2 separate regions of the Homo sapiens genome follow, and region 2 is linked to region 1. The links are chromatin loops, found by intact Hi-C in ENCODE. Cell type or tissue: gastrocnemius medialis. All regions are shown on one strand. Each heading gives the region's core, and the rest is flanking DNA. Links, peaks and the distances in the headings are about the cores only.

What was found. Peaks named below come from ENCODE experiments on the same cell type or tissue, not always from the same donor. Only the 100,000 strongest peaks of a DNase experiment are listed, where the experiment ranks them.
Region 2: it touches region 1 in a loop (9-fold over the local background); 36 of 110 quality-filtered maps call a loop at or near these places.

The regions. Positions count from the first base shown.
Region 1 is chr4:76,086,021-76,088,943 of GRCh38, reverse strand. All of the region lies in intron 3 of ART3 (ADP-ribosyltransferase 3 (inactive)), which reads right to left. Among named protein-coding and RNA genes, the nearest start is that of ART3, 13 kb to the right of the region's middle. In gastrocnemius medialis, for the core only: a CTCF peak has its summit at 1,570 (motif pointing right); a DNase peak (open chromatin) is centred at 1,613; H3K4me3 peaks cover 478 bases; H3K27ac peaks cover 2,500 bases.
Region 2 is chr4:75,994,752-75,997,674 of GRCh38, reverse strand. SDAD1-AS1 (SDAD1 antisense RNA 1) reads right to left here. Exons shown (of 3, transcript NR_125906.1): 2 at 931-1,569. Among named protein-coding and RNA genes, the nearest start is that of SDAD1, 5.3 kb to the right of the region's middle. In gastrocnemius medialis, for the core only: a CTCF peak has its summit at 1,704 (motif pointing left); no DNase peak of the experiment used is centred there.

The DNA.
Region 1 (2,923 bases), core at 323-2,822:
CAAATTTATGATGTCATCAAACAGAATGTACTATGATATAACATGTAACTTTGAAACTGAGTTCCACCTCAAGCTAGTAGTTCACCCAGTGTCTGACAAATATCAAGTATGGCGGTGTCTGTTTTGAAATTTAAAAATATTCCTTGGCAGCCTGGTGAATTTGCTATAGCATTCAGGGACATTTCAGCCACTGTTTAGAAGTACGAATTTCTTATGGTGTTGGATATGTCACTTCCTATTAGGCCTAGAGACATGGATCTTATTGATGTCTCAATCTTAGACAATCCCAGACAACAGTACAGAAACTTTGCTACTCCCAGGAAATGCTAAAGAAAGGTGCCAATCAGAACCAATGGAGATACTTAACATTTAATAAGCACACAAGGGCTGGGGTAGATTTATAACAAATAAATCTGGATAGTCCTGTAGGCTCACCTTCTTTCCCCCTTTTGATGGCTTAGCAGAGAGCTGGCTCAACAGGTCTCAGTAAACTCTACAAAATAATACTACTAGCCACTGGAGTCTACAGGCTCCTCCTTTCTATCAAGGCTACTTTCCAGCCAGGGAACAATATTCCCTGGCCCTCTTACTCTATAAATTATGTAGAGCATTATACAGGCACGCCTCTCTCTATGGAAACATTGACCAAAATGCCAGATAATCTCTGCCTACTCTGTTCAGTAAAAAAAAAAAAAGAGAGTTCAGGGGATGATATGTGCTCTACTATTTCTCTGCATATAAATTTTCTTCCTATAAACCTAGTATATTTGCCCTGTAGGGTGCAGGGAGCCCCAAAGCCATGGCTTCCCACCAGGTATTTATAATTCATTCACCGTCCTCCCAATTGAGGTATAATTTTCCAATGGAGTAATTTTTTTAAGAGATGGGTGTCTCATTATGTTGCCCAGGCTGCACCTGAATCCCTCGGGTCAAGGGATCCTCTTGCCTCAGCCTCCCCAGTAGTTGGGTCTACAGGCACACACCACTGCACCCAGCCCCAATGGAGTAATTTTTAATGATAATGGATGTAGCTTGATTATACAGCTAACATTTCAACTTTATCGCATTTTCTAGAAAAATAGCATAAAAGTTAGTTAACCTGGGCTAATTTTCTATTGAGGAAGGAGAAAGGTTTCTGTTACTCCTTTTCACTCACATCAGCTTGGATTAATACCAAGATTAATGTCTATGACCACCAGGAACTATATTATCTAAAGAGATGTTGATATTCTCTCTGCTTCCTAACGAACAAAGTTTTCAGCTAACTAGTTTTTGAAAAACTCACAATATATATTTATCTTGGAAATCACAGGCAAGTTTAAAACATTGTGGGACTATGTTTAGCACACTAAACGTAACGCAGTAAAAATTTTTTTTACCCCTTTTAGAAACATTGTCTTTTTTTAATCCAAAGGCTCAGTTATATCCAGTCACAATGGAACAAGATTCTCACTACATTCTCCTTAGCTAGGGCTCTTAAAACACTTGGCCATTGTTCTTCACACTGTTTCAAACTGCCTGTCTTTAAAGGTTACTCCAGGGAGTTTTTGATCCTGACTTTCCATCTCTAGATGGCGGCAGAGGACTCCAGCCCAGGGTTAAATCAACACACTCGAGTACAATGGCTGACTGTCATAGCTCCCTAAACACATGGTACACGTGCGCCTCCACAATGACCCGCACTTCTCCACGCGGGTCTGAACTCTGGCATTTTCAGAATCAATCCAATAGAACCTCTTTGGTTCTTTCATAATCCCACTCACAAACATGGAGTCTGTGGGCTCCATTGCCCACCTCAGCCCATCAACCAGACCCCTGTGCTACATTTAGCTTGTAGCCACTGCAGCCAGGGCTTTGATATAACTAACGGTTCCACAAACGGCATCTGGCCAAAGGCATCAAAAACACCAAAAGCGGTACCATTTCTGTCAGCCCAGCTGCAGCCGGGTTTTTGGCTGTGCTATGCTGATAAAGTTTCACAAGATTGGTGTAGGGAGGGAGGGAGACCCTGGTTTGCAGTGTTTTCTGATTTCCATGGTATAACTCTAAACTATGGCCAATTTCAGGCTACTGTCACATAGGGGGAGCAGGAAAGAAGACATGCATACCCACGATCAGTTCCCATGAGCTCGTCTAAACTGGCCCCAGCTGGCTTGGTTTTGGGTCAGGTCCAATGTATGGTTGGTGAGAATGAGCACCTTTCCTTTTTTAAAAACTGAATTTTATTGTGTATATTTAAGGTTTACATGAAACCATGAAATACATATGGATAGTAAAATGGTTACTATAGTGAAGCAAATTAACATAGCTATCATCTCACATATTTTTGTATATGTAGCAAGAGAGCTAAAATCCTTATTTAAGTAAAATACAATTTTACTGACTTTAGTCCTCATGTTACACATTAGATCTCCAAATCTGTTCATCCTACCTGTCTGCTATTTGGTATCCTTTGATCTACATCTCTTCAGTTCCTCTCCCCACACCTGTGGTAACTACTGTTTCATTCTCTCGTTTTTGATCTCATATATATTCCACATATAACTGAGATCATGCAATAGCTTTCTGTGTCTGGCTTATTTCACTTAGCCTAATGTCCTCCAGGTCCATCCATGTTGTGGCAAATGGCAGAATCTCTCTCTTTTTTTAAGGCTGAATAATATCCTATTGTATATATACCTCATTTTCCTTACCCCCTTGTCTGCTGGTGGACATTTAGGTTGTTTCTATATCTTGGTTACCGTGAATAATGCTGCAGTGAACATGAGAGTGCAGATATCTTTATGAGGCGGTGATTTCAACTCTTTGGGGTATATACCCAAGAAAGGGATTACTGGGTCATATGGTAGTTCTGTTTTTCTGCGGGGAGGGAGCGGGGGGGGGGACTCTTGTTGACCAGGCTGGAGTGCAGTTGTGCAGTCTC
Region 2 (2,923 bases), core at 297-2,796, 91 kb after region 1:
TGAGCTGAGATCGTGCCACTGCTCTCCAGCCTGGGCAACAGAGTGAGACTCTGTCTCAAAATAAATTAAATAAATAAATAAATAAATAAATGCTAGCGATCTCTAGGTCAGTTAACTGGGAGGAAGCTATCTGTAGTTGTTTTATCCTTACGGGGAAACTGGAAAGTTGCCTTCTTATTGGAAAGGAAGATAAAGAGAGACTACAATCACAGATACTTTAGGTACTGTCTCGTTTTTGGCCTATATAGACAGGAGATGAAATTAAATGAGAAAGAAAAACAGGCAACACTTCTTAATAGGGAGTGGAATTAGCTCCCAAGTCATCACAAGCCAAGAAGTCACTTGAGGCATTTTGATACCCACATTGGTTTAAAGTTCTCAGGAGGGAACTTTCAACTTTGGACCCTACATTTTAAGGAGATGAATAAATCACAAAGGAACAGTCTAATCTAAGTCCATTAATAAGATTATGAACTGGGGCAAACTGACAAAAGATTAGAGGGAAAGGTGTCAAGTTATACATAACTAGTTGCTTTCTTTAAAAGTCTGCTATACAGATTAAAAAAAAACTCTTCCTTTAGATATAATATACTGTTTCAAGTCAACTGTTTTAATAAAGAATTTGTTTTGCTCAAAGAAAAAAAGAAGGAAGGACTTGCTGGTATCTCCATCTCCAGAAAACTAAATCTTGGCCTCTGCCTTCTGGTAGAGTATAGGACCAAGTAGGTACAGCCATCTACCACCAGCTTTCTTTAACCATTGGAGTAGACAACCTGCATTTCCTCTGGAATGAAGAACTAAAAATCACAATCTATTAGGTAAGAGGATACATGTCAAAATAAACTATATAACAGAGAGGGAAAAAATGTGTTGCTTAGAAAAAGAAATGCCAGCAATCACTTCTGCAATACTGAAAGCCTCAGAATTTACCTCAGGGCAGATGTCTCTTTTGTATGGAGCCTTTGATTAGGGAGAGATGGGCCTAGGACTTTTGATGGTATGGAAGTTAAAGCAAAACTAAGCTAAATTTCTCTGAATAATGGGGAAACAGGGATGATCTCTGCCAGCTAGGGAGAATGTTGGGGACCTTGGATCAGCAAAAAGAGAGGCAGTGGAGGTGGATGAGAAGCGAGGGCCTGTACCAATGACAAAATCTATCAGCCCTGATAGATTTGTCCAGAGGCAAGGCCAAAAGTTTTCGCTGCCCACAGGAGCAAAGAAATACATGGGCTTGTGGGGAAAACTCATAACAAAGCTGTAAAAGAGAGAGAGGAGGAAGAAAGTACAATAAAAGGCCGGGTGCGGTGGCTCACGCCTGTAATCTCAGCACTTGGGGAGGCCAAGGCGGACGGATCACGAGGTCAGGAGATCGAGACCATCCTGGCCAACATGGTGAAACCCCGTCTCTACTAAAACTAGAAAAATTAGCTGGGCGTGGTGGCGCATGCCTGTAATCCTAGCTATTCAGGAGGCTGAGGCAGGAGAATCGCTTGAACCAGAGAGTCGGAGGTTGCAGTGAGCCGAGATCGTGCCACTGCATTCCAGCGTGGCAACAGAGTGAGACTCCGTCTAAAAAAAGAAAGAAAGAAAGAAGAAAGAAAATGCAATAAAAAATTAAATTAGCTTTAAGGACTATAATTCTTTATGAGATTTCTGTTTAGTTTGTGGGCATGTCAAATCATGTAATTTTCCCGTTAACAAGAAAAGCATGAGCTCCCTCTAGTGGCTAATCTAACAGTTTTTTTAAACAATAGGCCAAACATCGCAGCTCCCACCTGTAATCCCAACATTTTGAGAGGCTGAGGCGGGAGGATCACTTGAGCCCAGAAGTTTGAGACCAGCCCAGGCAACATAGCCAGACCCACCCACCCGGTCCCTCATTTCTACAAAAAAATTTAAAAATTAACCAGGCATGGTGGTGCACACCTATAGTCCCAGCCACTTGGGAGACTGAAGCAGGAGGATAGTTTGAACCCAGGAGGCTGAGGTTACAGTAAGCCATGATTGTGCCACTGAACTCCAGCCTGAGTGACACAGCAAGACCCTGTCTCAAATAATAATAATAATAAAACAATATATTTTAATCAGAAAAGGATGAAGACATGACTGGCTTTTCCGAACACAGTCAATATCATTGGTTTCTAATGAGAAAGGTAATAACAAGGATTCACACGTTAGTCACTTACTGATTTTCAGGTAAATTTTATCTGCGTTTGTCCAAGATATTTTAAGTTCCTGCTTTAATAAATCACACAGTTGAAGAATTGGAAGTCATTAGAGATTATCCATGCATTCATTCATTCATTCAACAAATATTAACTGATTACCTATTATATGCATGCATTGCTCCAAGTGTACAGGATAGACAATGAACAAAACAGTCTTCATTAAGCTCATATTCTAGTGCATAAAGACAGGCAATAAACAACTAAACTAGTAAGTATACGATATATCAGAGACGGATAAGGGCTTTGGAGAAAATGAAGCAGGGGAAGGGAGTGTGGGGTGAGCAGAGGGCTGTGAGGTCAGGGAAGACATCTCTAATAAGTTGTCATTTGAGCAGAGACTTGACAATGAGAGAGCAAGGCTTGTGGCACTTGAATCAGAGGAAACAGCAAGTGTGAAGGCCTGAAGTTTGACACATTTAAGGCAGCTAGGGGATCATTGCAGGGTTGAAGGGGCGCAGAGTAAGCAAAGGGGAGAGTGATGGGAGAGGAGCCCAGTGAGATAGTGTGGGGTCAGATCATATAAGGTTTTGGGCTGCTATAACAAATTACCACAGACTCGATGACTTCAACAACAAACATTTATTCCTCACAGTTCTGGAGGCTGGCAAGTCCAAAATCTAGGTGCCAGCAGATCTAGTATCTTAGTATTTGATGAGGCACTCTTCTTGATTTGCAAACAGATGTTTTCTCGTATC